Linked DNA regions of Mus musculus: region 2 is linked to region 1. A link is a loop called in an ENCODE intact Hi-C map of the cell type or tissue named here. Cell type or tissue: left cerebral cortex. All regions are shown on one strand.

The links. Hi-C counts contacts between places; a loop is a spot of excess contacts. Peaks named below come from ENCODE experiments on the same cell type or tissue, not always from the same donor. Only the 100,000 strongest peaks of a DNase experiment are listed, where the experiment ranks them.
Region 2: it touches region 1 in a loop (1.8-fold over the local background); 2 of 42 quality-filtered maps call a loop at or near these places.

Annotation. Positions count from the first base shown.
Region 1 is chr8:68,991,309-68,999,308 of GRCm38, forward strand. All of the region lies in intron 2 of Gm33103 (a long non-coding RNA gene), which reads right to left. Gm33052 (a long non-coding RNA gene) reads left to right here and starts at 2,079. Exons shown (of 4, transcript XR_001778572.1): 1 at 2,079-2,158; 2 at 2,914-3,034; 3 at 4,894-5,566. In left cerebral cortex, no CTCF peak of the experiment used is centred here; no DNase peak of the experiment used is centred here.
Region 2 is chr8:68,919,158-68,927,157 of GRCm38, forward strand. No RefSeq gene overlaps it. Among named protein-coding and RNA genes, the nearest start is that of Gm32997, 31 kb to the right of the region's middle. In left cerebral cortex, no CTCF peak of the experiment used is centred here; DNase peaks (open chromatin) are centred at 4,788 and 4,943.

The sequences.
Region 1 (8,000 bases):
ATTCATGGGGATAAGTCAGAGTTATATTTTAAATTTTAGTTACTATGCCTAAGAGATCCATGAAATGAAAATGCCTCTGACCTGTAATCCCCTTGCTTAAGGACAGATACCTACAGAGATGCTAGAGGTTATTGAACAATAGCCACATGTTTTCCCTTCCCTAAACAATTTTCTTTCATCCAATTACAGTGGATGTGGTCAATGAGTATGCAGGCAGGAAATATGTCAGAATGTATGCTTGCCCCTGATTAGACCTAATAGGAAATATGGTGAATTTCAGATTTTGCCTTTTTAAGCCATGGCAAATAGTGACTCAGGGCCATTTCCCTGGGAAGCCAGCTATAGAGCTAGCCAGAGTATATCCATCTGGACGGTACTTGCTTCAAATTTGGCTTTAATTTGTAGTAGTGGCATAATTTTTTTTATTTAATTTTTTTTTTAAAGATTTATTTATTATATGTAAGTACACTGTAGCTGTCTTCAGACACTCCAGAAGAGGGCGCCAGATCTCATTACGGATGGTTGTGAGCCACCATGTGGTTGCTGGGATTTGAACTCCGGACCTTCGGAAGAGCAGTCGGGTGCTCTTACCCACTGAGCAATCTCACCAGCCCGTGGCATAATTTTTGACTGCCAAGATTAACAAGGAGAGGGCCTAGACCCAGACCATCCCTGGGCTGGTAGTCCTGGATTCTATAAGAAAGCAAGCTGAGCAAGCTACAAGGAGCAAGCCATTAAGCAGCATTCTTCCATGACGTCTTTATCAACTCCTGCCTTCAGGTTCCTGCTCTGTTTGAGTTGCTGTCCTGACTTCCTTCAATCATGAACAGTGATGGAAGTGTAACCACATAAACCCTTTTTCTCCCCAACTTGCTTTTTGGTCATGGTTTTCATGGCAGGTATCTAAACCCTAACTAAGACACTATTCTTGCAGAAGACCCTAGTTTAGTTCCCAACATCTCTATCAGTGGGCTCACAGCTGTCTGAAACTATTGTTCCAGGAGATCTGACACCTCTTTTGGCCTCCACAGGCACCTGCATTTATGGAGCCAACAAATAGGTATGTGTATATACACATAAATAAAAATACATTTAAATATTTTAAAGAATGTTATTCTATGTGCAATATGGAAAACAATGTAGAAGGTGGGGTTGGGGTAACTCTGAGGTGTAGGAGACTTAAGAGATGGTATTCATTGCATGTGATACTCTGGGAAGGAGTCTGGTAACAAAGGAGGGGAGAGCGTCTCCTCTGGGGCAGGTTAAGTTTGATTTACTAAGGAGACTGTGAAAAGAAGGTGTTGGAGCACAGTCTACCAATGTGAGTTCAGATGAGAAAATTGAATTAAATAAGAGAGCATGTAAAATATTTAATTCAGCATTTGGACCTTGGAACTAAACCTACATTGTGCTTTCCCATTCATAAAGACTTTAATGTGATCAAATTAAATTTGTAAGGCTGACAATCTTAGCACATTTCAAAGTACTAATGCAGCCCCAATACACTTTAAGAAATTAGTAAAGATTAGGGAGAAAATAAAGAGATCCTGTCTCTGAAAAATACTTTTTATCTCTGTGTATCAGTATATGAAATTTGCCTCTGGGAACTTCACAGCAAAGCAGCTGAGGATCTCCACCTATTATTTACAAAAGTTTGCTTGGCTTCCCCCCCCAACCCCCCAGGTAGAAGTTAATAGTTCCAGAATGGCCTTCTATACAGTTATCAGTAAGAGTACTAAGTAAAGAGGCAAGAACTCTGGTTCTTGTGACCACCCCGACTCCCACATTTGCAGGACTGCCCTTGGGCTCTGTGGATAAATTGTTTAAGATCACTCAGTTTTTAATTAACATAGCTTACTGTGAAAGTCTCAGCAAAAGCTGTGCTCCTGTCATGAGACAGAGGGTTTGTAGAAGTGCCTCCAAAGAGCTAGGCCTGCTTAATATACCATCCCAGAGCCTGAGAAGTCTCAGAAACTCTATCATCTGATAGATAGTCACCCGGGTTTGCTGTGGCTACTTTTCCAGCGTTTCCTTATAAGTCAAAGGTCAGTGATTTCCCCAGTTCCTGCCCTGAAGACAGCTGGAGGAAGGAGTGAATTGCAGAAACAGCTGGTTGGAGATCCTGGCGCCTGGAGACAAATAAGTCTAGGGGCAAGAAGTAAGTAAATTAAGGCACCACTTTGGGGCTCAAAACCCCTGGGACTCTAGAGTCTTGGGAAACAAGAAAGGCAGCTGACTTGAACTGCTGACAGCAGAGCTGCTCCCATCTACCTCTGTCCCATTCCAAGAGGAAGTAAGCACTCAGAAGGAGCCTGGGGGAAGCAGGCTGATGATGTGCTCAGGTTGAAGAACTTAGAGTGGAGAGGCTGTTGGAGGGGTAGGGAGTTTACATTTCAGTTCTACTAATGGTTTCTGTGGCTTTTCTTTTCTTTTCTCTTTTCTTTTTTTTTTCCTTTTTTTTTCTTTTTTGCTTTTAAAATGGATTTATCTAATTAATTATTTATTTTTATTCACTTTACATGCCAATCACTGCCCCATTCCTAGTCAGCCCCTTTCATGATACTTCCCCCCTCCCCCCTCCCTTTCTCTTCTGGGTGGGTGGAGGCCCCCCTGGTATCTCTCCACCCTGGTACTTCAAGTCTCTGTGAGGCTAGGCCCTTCCTCTATTAGAGAAGCCAGACAAGGCACCCCAGTTAGAAGGACATATCCCACATACAGGCAACAGTTTTTGGGATAGATCCAGCTGGAGTTGTTTGGACCCACATGAAGACGGAGCTACACATCTGCAACATACGTGTGGGGAGGTTCAGTCTTTGAGAATCCCAAGGGTCCAGGTTAGTTGACCCAGTTGGTCATCCTGTGGAGTTCCTATCACCTTAGGGGGTGCACTCCTCCCTCCTATTCTTCCATAAGGGTCCCCAAGCGCCATCCACTCTTTGGCTGTGGGTTTCTGCATCTATCTGAAAGGAGGCAGATGGGGGCATCTCCAGGACGAAATGAAGACCTGGGAGAGGGAAGACGCCCAAGAATCAATGTGAGTGTCCTTAGCTGTGACTGAACCCTGGGGATATGGAGCCTGGGGAAGCTGCCTCCAGTGGCCAGGCAGGAACCCCAGTGGAGTGAGAGGGACACCAACTCACCCACAAAACTTTCAATCCAAAACTTATCCTGCCTACAAAAACTGTGGGGATGAGGATGGAGCAGAGTCTAGCAGAGTGGCCAACCAATAACCACCAGCCCAAGTTGAGACACATCCCATGGACAAGCACCAACCAATTCCTGACGATATTTTTGTTTGGTTGGTTGGTTGGTTTGTTTTGGTTTTGGTTTTGGTTTTGGTTTTGGTTTTGGTTTTGGTTTTGGTTTTTCGAGACAGGGTTTCTCTGTGTAGCCCTGGCTGTCCTGGAACTCATTCTGTAGATCAGGCTGGCCTCAAACTCAGAAATTCGCCTGCCTCTGCCTCCCAAGTGCTGGGATTAAAGGCATGCGCCACCATGCCTGGCTAATTAATGACACTAATAATGATATATACTCTGTTAGGCTTGCAGACAAGAATCTAGCATGGCTGTCTTCTAAGAGGCTCCACCCACCAGCTCACCAGACAGATGCAGACGCACACAACCAAACAATAGATGAAATGTGGGGACTCTTATGAAAGAATAGGAGGAAGGGCCTAAATTTTCTTATTTGTGTGATTTTTATTATTCACACGACTCTCCTTACAGACTGCCACATAGGTAGTAAGATCACAGATATGAAAGCAAAGCACAGAGCCCAACATACAGCAAGGACTATTTCCCAACATGTATGTGAGACTATCTCCAAAACAAACTAATGATTTGAATCTGGAGTATTTCCAAGGGGCTCATGTTTTTTGAGTACTTAGCTCCCAACTTGTGGTGTTATTTTAAAGGCTATGGAGCACTTAGAAAGTAAATCCTGGCAGCAAAAATAGGTCACTGGTAACCCTAGCCCAGTGTCATATACTGGCAATCTCAGCATTAGGGAGAAGAGTCAGGAGGATCAGAAGTTCAAGGCTCAGCTATATAAGAAGTTTACCAGCCTGGACAGTATAAGACCATGTCTCAACAAACAAAAACAAGAACGTAACTAAAGATTGGTCTTTAAAAGTTGTACTCAACCCAGGATCTTTCTATTCAGTAATTGTGTGATGAGCCACTGGCACAAGCTCCTCCCCCCGCCCCCCTGCTTCACATTATAAAGAACTCACATCCCTCTGAAACCACGAGCTAAAACACAACTTTCCTTGTTTAAGTTCTTCCTGTCAGGTAGCTAGACTTAGCAACAAAAAAGTAATCAACACAGAGACATGAACTTGACCTTGTCTTGTGGGCCTCAACAAGAACCCTCAATGTGAGGTGCCAGCTAGGACAAAGGAGGGTTATGATCTCTTATGAACCCTTGTTCTTATCTCCATAGGGAACTCTGGTCAGATTACTGTGCAATGTTTCTTTACATGTTTTAAGCCACCCATGGCCCCAGAAATGTGTTTTGAATCACTAGTCTTCAGGACCCATCAATGGTAGAAATATTTTTGCTACAAACAACTACTTGAGCATGTGCCAAGTCATAAATGTCCCCCAAGGTCCAGTAGTTCTAGGAAATAGATCTGATGAGAGTCAAGCAGTTTTCTCAACTATCACAACCCTTTGGAGACGTGAGTGACTATTACTCACAGAAAGGAAAAAATGTTGAAACGTTTTCCAGACGCTTTTTAAATTTCTCCCATAATATTTACTGTGTTTTTATTATGCACCAGGCAGCTGGTAAGCACTTTAAACCTCTGAGTATATTTATCATCTAAACCTAGGCCATCATGTGTGGCCATACATATACGATCTTTTCATAACCACACTTGTACTCTCCTTACAGGATTATGGTGGGGTATTCCCTCCTTGCTTGTTTCCCGTGCAGATGCATCTCACAGCATTCCCAGCATATGCCTTGCTAGTCACACAGCTGTCAGAGGCACCCATGGAAAGATCCAAGAGCTGAGTCCTGTGAAGAGCACAGCCCTCTCCACATGCAGTTTTACCACTACAGTCTGCCTGAATAACACCAAGGGTGATCTCATGGGAAGTAAAAGGAACTCTGCATGATTTAGCCCTTCCCTCCCCTGCTCAGCTGGCCTGCACAGCCCTATCTCATCCAGTTCCCTCCATGGCCTATTGTTACCCTTTAAGACAATTCCACTTAGTCTTCTGAATTTGACCTCCACTTTCTTCGTCTAACTCAATGGTTTTCAACCCTAACTACATACTGCCTATTAGAATCACCTATAAACTAAAAATGTATTTGGTAAAATATAATCAGTCCCCAACTAATAACTAAGAATTAGGTGAGGGAGTATGGAATTTATACATTGGTGTTTTTAAGAATTTCAAACAAGAAGGGGAGTTGTTAAAGATATCGATTCATGTGCATCATAAGGAGAGCTGGGAGACTGACTGCAAGTGCTGGAGCCAGGAGAAAATTCAACCCTCCTTCTAGTATGCTGCCCTACAAAGAAGGTGTCTCCACTCTCAACTCCACCTTGGAAATAAAGGTAAGGAACATGCCCCTCATGTCCTCCCCATGGTTCTGGTGAAAGAATGTAAAACTTAGCATACAGTAACACTGACTGCTTCGTTGATGTCAATTTTATGAATTTAAACACTGGACATGGACCATTCCAATAATTCTCCTGAGTTCTACTTCCTCATAACATACCCCATCCACTGTTTCTCTAGCAACAATTAGTCTGTTCTCCATCACTGTGACCTTCTCTTCTGGGCAGGATATAAATGGAATGGCACAGGACATACCATTTAAGACTAGATTTTGCCTCTCCCCATGTGCACTAACCCCCGGGATCATGTCTTTGAGATCAATCCTTGCTGAGGCATGTATCAAGGTCCTCTCCTTTATGCTAAGATGAAGCAGTGCGCCCTTTTGTGTATGTTTACTCAGCAGCTCTTCTGTTGACAGATGTTTGTCTTGCTTCTGACCTGCTCAGTAGTAACAGTACTGTAGACATTCATGTCTAGGTGAATCTAAATTTTCCATTCTCTTTGTTTAAAACTTTAGAGTAAGAGTCCTTGTTCATAAGGTAAGAAATGACCAAGCTATTTCCAAAAGTGGCTATACCATTTCCTAGCTGCTGTGTGTGATGGCCAATGCTCACACTTTGCCAAAGCTTGCTGTCATCAATGTTTTTCAGTTTGGCCATGCTCATAAAAGCATGGTTTTCATTTGACTTCTCTTTGCCACTACTTAACATTCTCTTGGGACTTTATGACATAAATAGTGTTGCAAAACAATGACAAAAAAACTGTAACTCAGCTGTCCCTATCAAATTTACTAATACTCCTGGCATATGTGTGCTGTTTTTGCCTGTTACTTTGGGTGTCCTGTCTACATTCCTACCAACTGTCCATCAACACTCTACCTACATGCTGAATTTTTAATTTCTCCCCTCTCTTCCACAACACAGAATCATTACTCTCTCTCTCCCTCTCTCTCTCTTTCTCTCTCTTTCTCTCTCTTTCTCTCTCTTTCTCTCTCTCTCTCTCTTTCTCTCTCTCTCTCTCTCTCTCTCTCTCTCCTCTCTCTCTCCATTGTAACTTACTCTACTACCAGATCATTATTATCAACAGCATACAATATTTTATAACTGGAAAAAATCTCTGTGGGCCATGGTGGCATGTACTTGTGATCTCAGTGGTTGGCAGGCCAAGGCAAGAGGGTTGCCAATTTGAAGCACACCTGGGCAACAGTGAGTTCTAAGCCAGCCTGTGAGGAAGAGTCAGACTTTGTATCCTGTATCAGAAAACTAAAATCACCAAGGAAAAGAGGGTGGAAGAAGAGAAGGAGGAAGGAAAATCAGGAGGAGGACAAGAAGGGGGAGAAAGGACAGGAAGAGGATGAGGAAGAAGAGGGGGAGGATAAGAAAGAGGAGGAGGAAGAGGAAGAAGAGGAGAATAAGAAAGAGGAAGAGAAGGAGGATAAGGAAGAAGAAGAGGAAGAAGAGGAGGATAAGGAAGAGGAAGAAGAGGAGGATAAGAAAGAGGAAGAGAAGGAGGATAAGGAAGAGGAAGAAGAGGAGGATAAGGAAGAGGAGGAAGAGGAGGATAAGGAAGAAGAAGAGGAGGATAAGGAAGAGGAAGAGGAGGAGGATAAGAAAGAGGAAGAGAAGGAGGATAAGGAAGAAGAAGAGAAGGAAGAGGAGGATAAAGAAGAGGAAGAAGAGGAGGATAAGGAAGAGGAGGAAGAGGAGGATAAGGAAGAGGAAGAAGAGGAGGATAAGGAAGAGGAAGAGGAGGAGGATAAGGAAGAAAAAGAGGAGGAGGATAAGGAAGAGAAGGAGAAAGGGGAGGAGGAGGAGGGAAAACAAGGAGAAGAAGAGTGAACTGTGCTTTTAATTATGGCACTAGTTTGTAATCTTAGCACTAAGGAATCTAAGGCAGGACAAGTTTGAGACCAGTCTGAGCTAGCTAGGGCTGTGCCTCCAAACAACCAAAAAACCCTTTGTAACCACATCTCTACCACTCCATTTCTTTGCTCTTTCAACAAAATTCAGTAAAGGACTCATCTGCTTCTTGTTTCAATGCCTTCCCCCATTCCATCTCCTCTTTTTCTTTTCAGCTTACTCCAACCAGCTTTCCACCTTCACCAGTCTATGCAAACCACTTTTGATCAATGCAGCCATTGCCTCCCTGTTAAAAATTCAAAGTGCGGACACTGTCAGTCTCTGCTCACTCAGTAACCCAAAGCAGAATTGTCCACTCCGCTTTTGTCCTAATTTTCATTGGCTTGGCATTGAGGTGGTCCTTCCCTCTCCATAGCTGCTCTGTCTCTGCTTTTTTTGCTGGTTCCTCCTGTTCTACCTGACCTCTAGCCTTGGACTCAGTCTCCAGCCAGCTTCTCTTTTACTAGCTTTCCAAGTGAACAGAATTTACCCCATAACCCAAGACACATCTACAGGTTTATGGCCACAACTT
Region 2 (8,000 bases), 72 kb before region 1:
ATGAAAAATAAAACCTTTTCTGCATCAACAATTATTTTTAAAGTGGAAACCAAACTCATACAATAGAATATTAAGAAAACTATATCTAGAGTGTATAAAGAACGATCCCAACATGGACCTGCTAATTTTATGTCAACTTGACACAAGCTATTGTCATCTGAAAGGAAGAAACCTAACTGGGAAAATGCACCATAATAATTTATGGGGAAGTGCCCAGGCAATTGTGGGTGGAGCCATCCCTTGGTTGGTGGTATTGCGGACTGAACAACTCATGGGAAGCAAGCCAGTAAAGAGTATACCTCCATGGTCTGTCAGGTCCTGCCTCCAGGTTCCTACCCTGTTTCTGCCTTGGCTTCTCTCAATCAACTGTAGCCTGAGATGAGACGCCTAAGGGAAATAAATCCTCTCCTGCCCAACCTGTTTTTTGGTCATGATGTTCAGCACAGCAATAGTGAGCATAACTAGGGTATAACTCAATAATAATAAATAACATCAGTACAAACTTAAAACATTCAGAGGCTATAGGTACTCATTTCTAGAGAAAAGATAGACAAATAATCAATAGATTCCTGAAAAGACGCTGCAACTCTTTAGTCATGGGGAAAGAGCTAGTACTTTACCCTCAAGAGAGTAGCTTCAGTCATAGAGACAGAGAACAGCAAGTATTAACAAGGGGCTCGCAAAACCCTCATAGGATTATGATGGGAAAGGAAAGAATCAAGCCACTTTTAAACAGACAGTTGCTAAGCAACTTAACATGGTCTTATCATATGCCCAGCAGTCCACCTCTTCTTATACAAGCTAGGCAAATGAAGGTAAATCATCTACACAGACATTTACCACACCCTTAGTCACAACTCAGAAAAGGTGAAACAGTTCAAATGTCCACAAGGGCAGAGCAAATTGTGGCATAAGTAGCAACAAAATGCTGTACCTGATTTGATTCTATTGCTGTGAAAATCCAGAGTGGGGAACTTTGGAAGACTGGTAACCAGACTGATATTCAACAACAGAAGGAGTGGTGTGTGTTAGCATTCCCCACAGTTACCCAGCAACAGCCAGGTAGGCCTGGCCCACTATAAAAGGGGCTGCTTGCTCCCTCTTCTCTCTCTTCCTCTCTCTCTTGCCTTCTTGCTCCCCTTCTCTCCCCTTTACCTTCCCCTCTCTCTCTCCATGGCCAGCCTCTACTTTTCTTTTCTCTTCTCTTCTCTTCTCTTCTCTTCTCATCTCTTTCTCTTTCTCTTCTCTCTTCTCTCTTCTCTCTTCTCTCTTCTCTTCTCTCCCCTTCTCTTTCTCTTTCTCTTTCTCTTTCTCTTCCTCTTCCTCTTCCTCTTTCTCTTTCTCTCCCCTCCCCTCCCCTCCCCTCCCCTCCCCTCCTCTCCTCTCCTCTCCTCTCCTCTCTCTTTCTCTCTTTCTCTCTTTCTCTCTTTCTCTGCCTCTACTACCCTCTTAACTCCCTTCCCCATGCCCTGAATAAACTCTATTCTATACTATACCATCACGTTGCTGGTCCCTCAGAGGGAAGGGATGCCTTGGCATGGGCCTGCTGAAGTACTCCCTTTCCCCACACCTCACCACACCCCTATAGAGCATATCTTATCACTCTTGATCTTTTTATAAACACATCAGTGTGGATGCAAAAAAAATTTTAAAAAGCAAAATATTTAAATGCTTCACAGCTAGTATATTACTGATAAGTGTATAAAAGATGCTAAACATTTTCATATTAAGTAGTTAAGAAAAACATGAATTAAATTCTGGCAAAGATGCACAGCATCTAGCAGCCTCTTGTACACAGTGCTGGTAGGAACGAAAAAAAAAATTCAGCCACATTGGAAAAGAGCTTTGCCAGTTCTGAAGTTAAACCTGCACATTTCTAGGGCCCAGACTTCAGCTCTCCAGAATTATTTAGCTAAGATAAATGGAAATGGGCATCTACAATACCTACAGTGAATGTTCATAGCAGATGTATTTGTTTCTAGTGCTGCCCTAACAAATGGCTCCACTCCCCAGCTTAAAGCAACACAAACCTGTTACAGGTCTGTGATCAGAAACACAAAGCCACTGCAGAAAGGCTGTGATCAAAGTGCCTGCAGAGCCTTGCTCCTTGTGGCAGCTCTAGTCTTATTATCTATTCCCTCTCCCTCTCCCTCTCCCTCTCCCTCCCCCTCCCCCTCTCCCTCTCCCTCTCCCTCTCCCTCTCCCTCTCCCTCTCCCTCTCCCTCTGCTCTCTGTTTCTGTCTCTCTGTCACTCTCTATCTCTGTTTCTCTCTGTCTGTCTCTCCCCCACCCCTTTCCTTTCCTTACCAAAAAAACAAAACAAAACAAAACAAAACAAAAAAATATGATCATATGCACCCTGGTTAATCCAGGAGAATCTTTATGTCAGAAGACATCTAATTACAATTGAAAGCCCACTTTTTCTTTAAGTATGGTCCCTGGAGGATATGATTCTGATGTTGTAGGAGAGCACAGCCTAAAGGCAGGTTTTGCAGGCCATTTAAGGACTTTTAGTCTATCTAAAAACTAAAAAAGAAAATGAACTATTTTATTAAAAACAAATTACTTTCCATTTTGCAAACATCCATTATTTCTCTCTCCTTTCCTGAATAAAAATTGTTGAAATTTGTATAATGTGTATAAATTTGTATTTTGTATCATGTATAATGCAATTGTATAATACATGTATATAATGTATAATGATATACATAGAGAAATGCCAAATATACATATATATGGTATATGTGTATATACATATATATTATATGCATATATGTGGGAAGAGCAAACATTCTTGGTTACCTTTTAACAGGAAACATGACTACCTAAGGGAAGTGAGGACAGAATCGATTTGTTCGGAAGATCACCTGTCTTTCCTTTTGGAGAACTGACTAGGCTTCTGGGACCTGGGAAAACCCAGCCTCTCAAAAGCATTATGGGTAATGAGACAATATTAAACAGATAAGTACTCCTTATCAGTGTGTTCTGGAGCCAGTGTATGTATACCTGGTTCAAAAGGGGTTGTTGTTATCCAATGTCTTCTGTCAGTTGTTAATTAAAACTTAAACCTAGGGCTGGAGCTATGGCTCTGTGGTTAAGAGCACTGGGTACTCTTGCAGAGGACCTAGGCTAGGTTCCCAGCACACGCATGCATCTCATAATCATCTGTGACTCGGGTTCCAGGGATCTGATGTGGATACCAGGTATGCATATGGCGCACAGACAGATGCAGACGAAATAATCATGCACATAAAATAAAAAATAGAGATCTTAAGAAAAAAGTAAATCATAGAAGCTGAACATGGTGGCACGTCCCTTTAATGCCAGCACTCCAGAGCCAAAGGCAGGTGGAGCTCTTGAGTATGAAGCCAGTTTGGTCTACAGAATGAGTTCCAGGACAGCCAGAGCTACCTTATCTCGAAAAACTGAAAGAAAGAAAGAAAGAAAGAAAGAAAGAAAGAAAGAAAGAAAGAAAGAAAGAAAGAAAGAAAGAAAGAAAGAAAGAAAGAAACCATATGAATATAAAATTAAACAAATCATGTTTTAAATAAAAGTAATAAAATACACAAAAGTCTCAATTCTTGCCTATTAGGTCTCGTGATTATCAATGGCCTCAAGGCCGTGTCTATAAACACTTCATAAAAGCATGACTTGCCACATCTCTTGGCAACTCCGTGTCTAATCAATGACATCATGTTGGTACTTTCCAATTATGCTGGTAGGAATATTTACACTAAAGATATCAGCAGGCACTATAAATCAAAGATTGATTTATTGTTCTGTGGATTACCTAGAGTTAAGAATGTGATAGGAAGCATTGCTAATATGTTAAACTTCAAGAGAGCTGCTACTGTTGCCTTACATTGTAAAGAACACAAAAGCTATAAATAGTCCTTAAGGGAAAGGCTGTATCCTTTAGCTGGAGGTGATTGAAAATTGGTGGCTACTAGGGGAGGAACAATAGGTTTTCTTTAAGGAAATAGGCTCTCATAGGTGGGCTAGGCTCTAGTGGATAGCCCCACACTGGTGCAAATATGCACAGTACAAATTGAACTCTCTGGGTAGTTAAAAAAAGAAAAAAAATGACCTGAAGTTGGGATTGAGAGTAGATCTAGAAAGGGTTTGGGTAGGGAATGGGTGGTGAATATGATCAAAACATATTATAAACAGGTTTGAAATGTCAAAAAAATTTACAAAAATATTTTAGTAAAAATTAAAGAGAAAAATCCATTCAATTGTTGCCTAATTTGGAGAAAGAAAAATTCTCATGTCATTTGCAAAGCAAGTAAAATTCTGACCTACCTAAGTCTTCACTACTTCATTCATATCGCTTGGTAAAAATTAGTGAGAGGTGTCGATCAAGATTCAGGGCAGAATTACAGTGGGAGAGAACCTGTGAGACCATTACTAATACAACCTGGTCCTCACCTAGGGTCCACAGATGCCTTCATAGGAGGCCTTTGCCCATGGATGCTTTGCGCTGTAAGTTATATTTAACACTCTGGCACAAAACCATCTTTCTTAGGAGATGAAACACAGCACTCATCAGATTCTAAAATAAATAAATAAAACATTTGCCTAAACAGGCAAAAAATAACTTACAAACCACCAGAATAGCAGATAATAAACCAGATTAACAAGAACTTCTAAAAATGCATCCTAAAAACAAATTTCCTACCAGCCATCTGAGTTTGTGGGAATTAGCCCACGGGCTCATTTTTCACATGTAAGAGCTATGGGACCCACATGTTATGTTAAGAGAGTTAAATATAGAAGCATGCTAGATTCCAGAGGCCTGCGGTCTCTAGCTGCTTTCCTGACTGCTACTCTTAAATGCATCACTGACACTAACAAGGTCTTTCACTTGGTATCTGCCCTAGTATCCTGCCTGGATGCCTGATCCACACATGATGGTGTGATAAGTAGTTGCTGGTTGAATTGCTGCTTTAGAATGCTGTGATATTCGGTGAGATACACCTACAGACTCCCAGACACCCAGAGGCACCAGGCACCGCTTAGATGAACAAACAAGTGGTGGAGAGATGGAAGAGAAAGAGAAGCAGAAAGATGTGGGCACAATGAAGAGAGGCAGACTGGAAACTCAAGGGTAGTAAGGAACAGCCTGTCATGAGTAGCAAGCTATGCTGCCTAAAGCCATAGTGAGGTTGTGGACTTTGCTGCCACCGAAGGGCATGTCTGGGTCTCTGGCCCTACAGCAGTGGGAGTCTATCACTGCTGGCACTTGTCCTGGTCTAGACTTCAACCTAGGACCATGTTGAAGTCTGGAGGCTGTACAAAGCTGGCCCCAGCCTTTGCGAGTTGCAGTACCGGGGAGAGTAGGCCCCACACCTTACCTAGGAAACACAGTAAGTAGCGCTGGCCCTGGTTTCAGGATAAGCTGATTCAAAGGAACGAGCATGAGAGAACTGGCCCTGCCACTTCTCTGCCATTCAGTGGTTTGGGTGAGAGAGAGCTGACTCTTGCCCCTCACCATATGCGGCCGGAAGAAAGCTGGTCCCAGGGTCAAGAGAGCAAGTGTGTGGACCCCGCCCCTTAGCAGCTGCGGCACACGGGAGAGTGAGAGTGTTGCCTGGTCAGCACAGTACAGTTGATGCTGGGAGGGGTGGGGGGGTAGGGGTGTGTGTGTGAACTGACTCCAAAGGCATGAGAGTGGGAGAGCGGACCCTGCCACTTGTCTGGCACACAGTGGTCTAGGTGAGGAATAGATGGATGTCCACCCCCATCCCTCATGTATAACTGGCAAGAGAGCTGCCTCCAAAAGCAGGCCCAGCCCCTCACCTACTACAGTACTTAGGAAAGCATGCCCTGCAACTCACCTGGGAGTGTGGCAGTGTGGGTGAGCCGGCCCTGAGGGCATCAGAGTAGGAAAGCTGGCTCTGCCCCTTGCCAGCTGAGGCACTGGGTGAACCATCTGGGGCAGTGCCTGAGAGCTCACACTGGTGGTGCGGATGCAGGATAGCTGATGGTTGATCCACTCAGCTATCATCCAGGCTCAAAATCAAGGCTTTGAACTGCAGGAGCATGAAAAGGGGCCCAGTCCTACAGATGGTCTATTGCTAAGAACTGTAATGTTAACCTCTATTCCTATGAGTGACTTCTGTTTACAAGCTTTTGTTGTGCAAACCTTGTTCCTTGATTTAAAACTATTGGTTAAATAAAATTGGCTACCGCCAATTACTGGAGAGATTAGAGGTAGGTAGGTTTGCAGTGACCTGGTCAGAGGGAGGTGGGGGGCAGGAAGAAGGAAGAAAAACGAAAAGTGGGAGGAAACCGCCATGAGAGAAAAAGAATCATGAGCACATGGCCAGGAGAAACAACAAATATCAGGGGTACACCGATGGGAGGTGGCCAGGCCAGCAGTTCGGAATGTAGACTAGGGGTTGCCCCCAGTAATTGTCAAAGCCAAATAAAATAACCATAGTCTGAGTCTCACTTATTTATAAGCTAGTCAGGAATAAGCTTAAACTTGTTATACTTCATGATCTCCATGACACAGGGCAAAGACAGGATATCCAAGGGGTGTCCCAGCAAGGATCTAGTATTGAGGAGCCAGAGGTCTTGAAGCAGACCAATGACTCATTTCAATGAATATTTGCAAGTAAGAAATGTGGACAAAAGGGTATACTGTGGGACACAATGTCACACACTACACCTTCCACATTTTTTTGTTCTTTTGGGGGGCTGGTGGCAAGAGCATAGGGTGGATATGAAGGGATGGGTAGATGAGTGGGATCAGGGTGCATGATGTGAAGTTCACAAAGAATCAGTAAAAAGTTAAATAAGAACAAAAGAATTGCTTTCCCCTTCCCAGTTCCTCTAAATTTCCCATCTTTCTATCCTGTTTTATTTGCCAAATAACAAGAACTTTGTAAACATTTGCTTAGTGAATGAAATTAAACCTAAAGCCCTGATAAGAAGTTTGGATTTATATGGTAGACATTGGGGAAACTTCAAAAATTAAACTCATTAAAGAATCTTTTTAAATTTTAGATTTAAAAGCTGGGTATGATATATTCTCAAAGCAGAAGAAAGAAGATGAAAATGGATCTTGACTTCCAGGCAACATACTGAGACCCTGTCTCAAAACCAACCAACAAAACAAGTAACAAAGCTGCCTTGAGGAGCTCTGTAGAAAGGAGATGTGAAAATACAAGGGAGAATTGTTGTGAAAGGGGCTCAGGAGGAGCAGGGGTGTGTGAGAGCGTCGTGGACAAACATCACTAGCACACACTACAGATCTGTGCCAGATTGTCAAAGAATATGGTGAAAAAAATGAAATCATGCTTGAGATATGTCCCTAGGAGTATATAGAAACAGTCTTGAATGAAGACAGGATCAAGACTGAGAGGACGGTGATTCTACATTAATTCAGGAAGGAAATCCATGATTGTGGGAGATAAATTAGCAGTAAGTCATGAAGAGATAATGAATGATTGAGCAAGATCAGGGACAAAGGAGAAGGAAACATTGACAAATGTGTTTCAAGTTGACTAACTGGAAGTCCCCCACCCCCACCCCAAAAACTAACTAAAAAATACGGGAGGAAACTCCGTTTTGTACTTGATGATGGACTTAGACTCAACAAACAGAACATGAGGGGGTGGAAGTACATCTGCACAGAGGAGCACAGGAGTTCAGCAGAGAGGTCAGCAGCCTCTTAATTAAATAAGATAAGAGATGGACAACAGTGAGAGAGAGAGAGAGACAGAGCAAACTGAGACCTCGGTAGATTACTTAACTTGGGAGAGAGGGAGTAGAAAGGGGCCCACTAAAAGAGTCTTAACAAAGCTAAGAGGAAAGAAGTTACTGGTCACATGGATAGATTGTTCTGAAAATATATAGTTAAATAATCAGTAAAGGCAGTCAGAAGAAGCTCTGGGATGTAGCAGTAACAAACAAAAATGACAAGACCAGAAATGAGGGCTCCAGAGTTGGCTCAGTGGGTAAGGCATTGTGGTATACATGAGGACGTGATGACT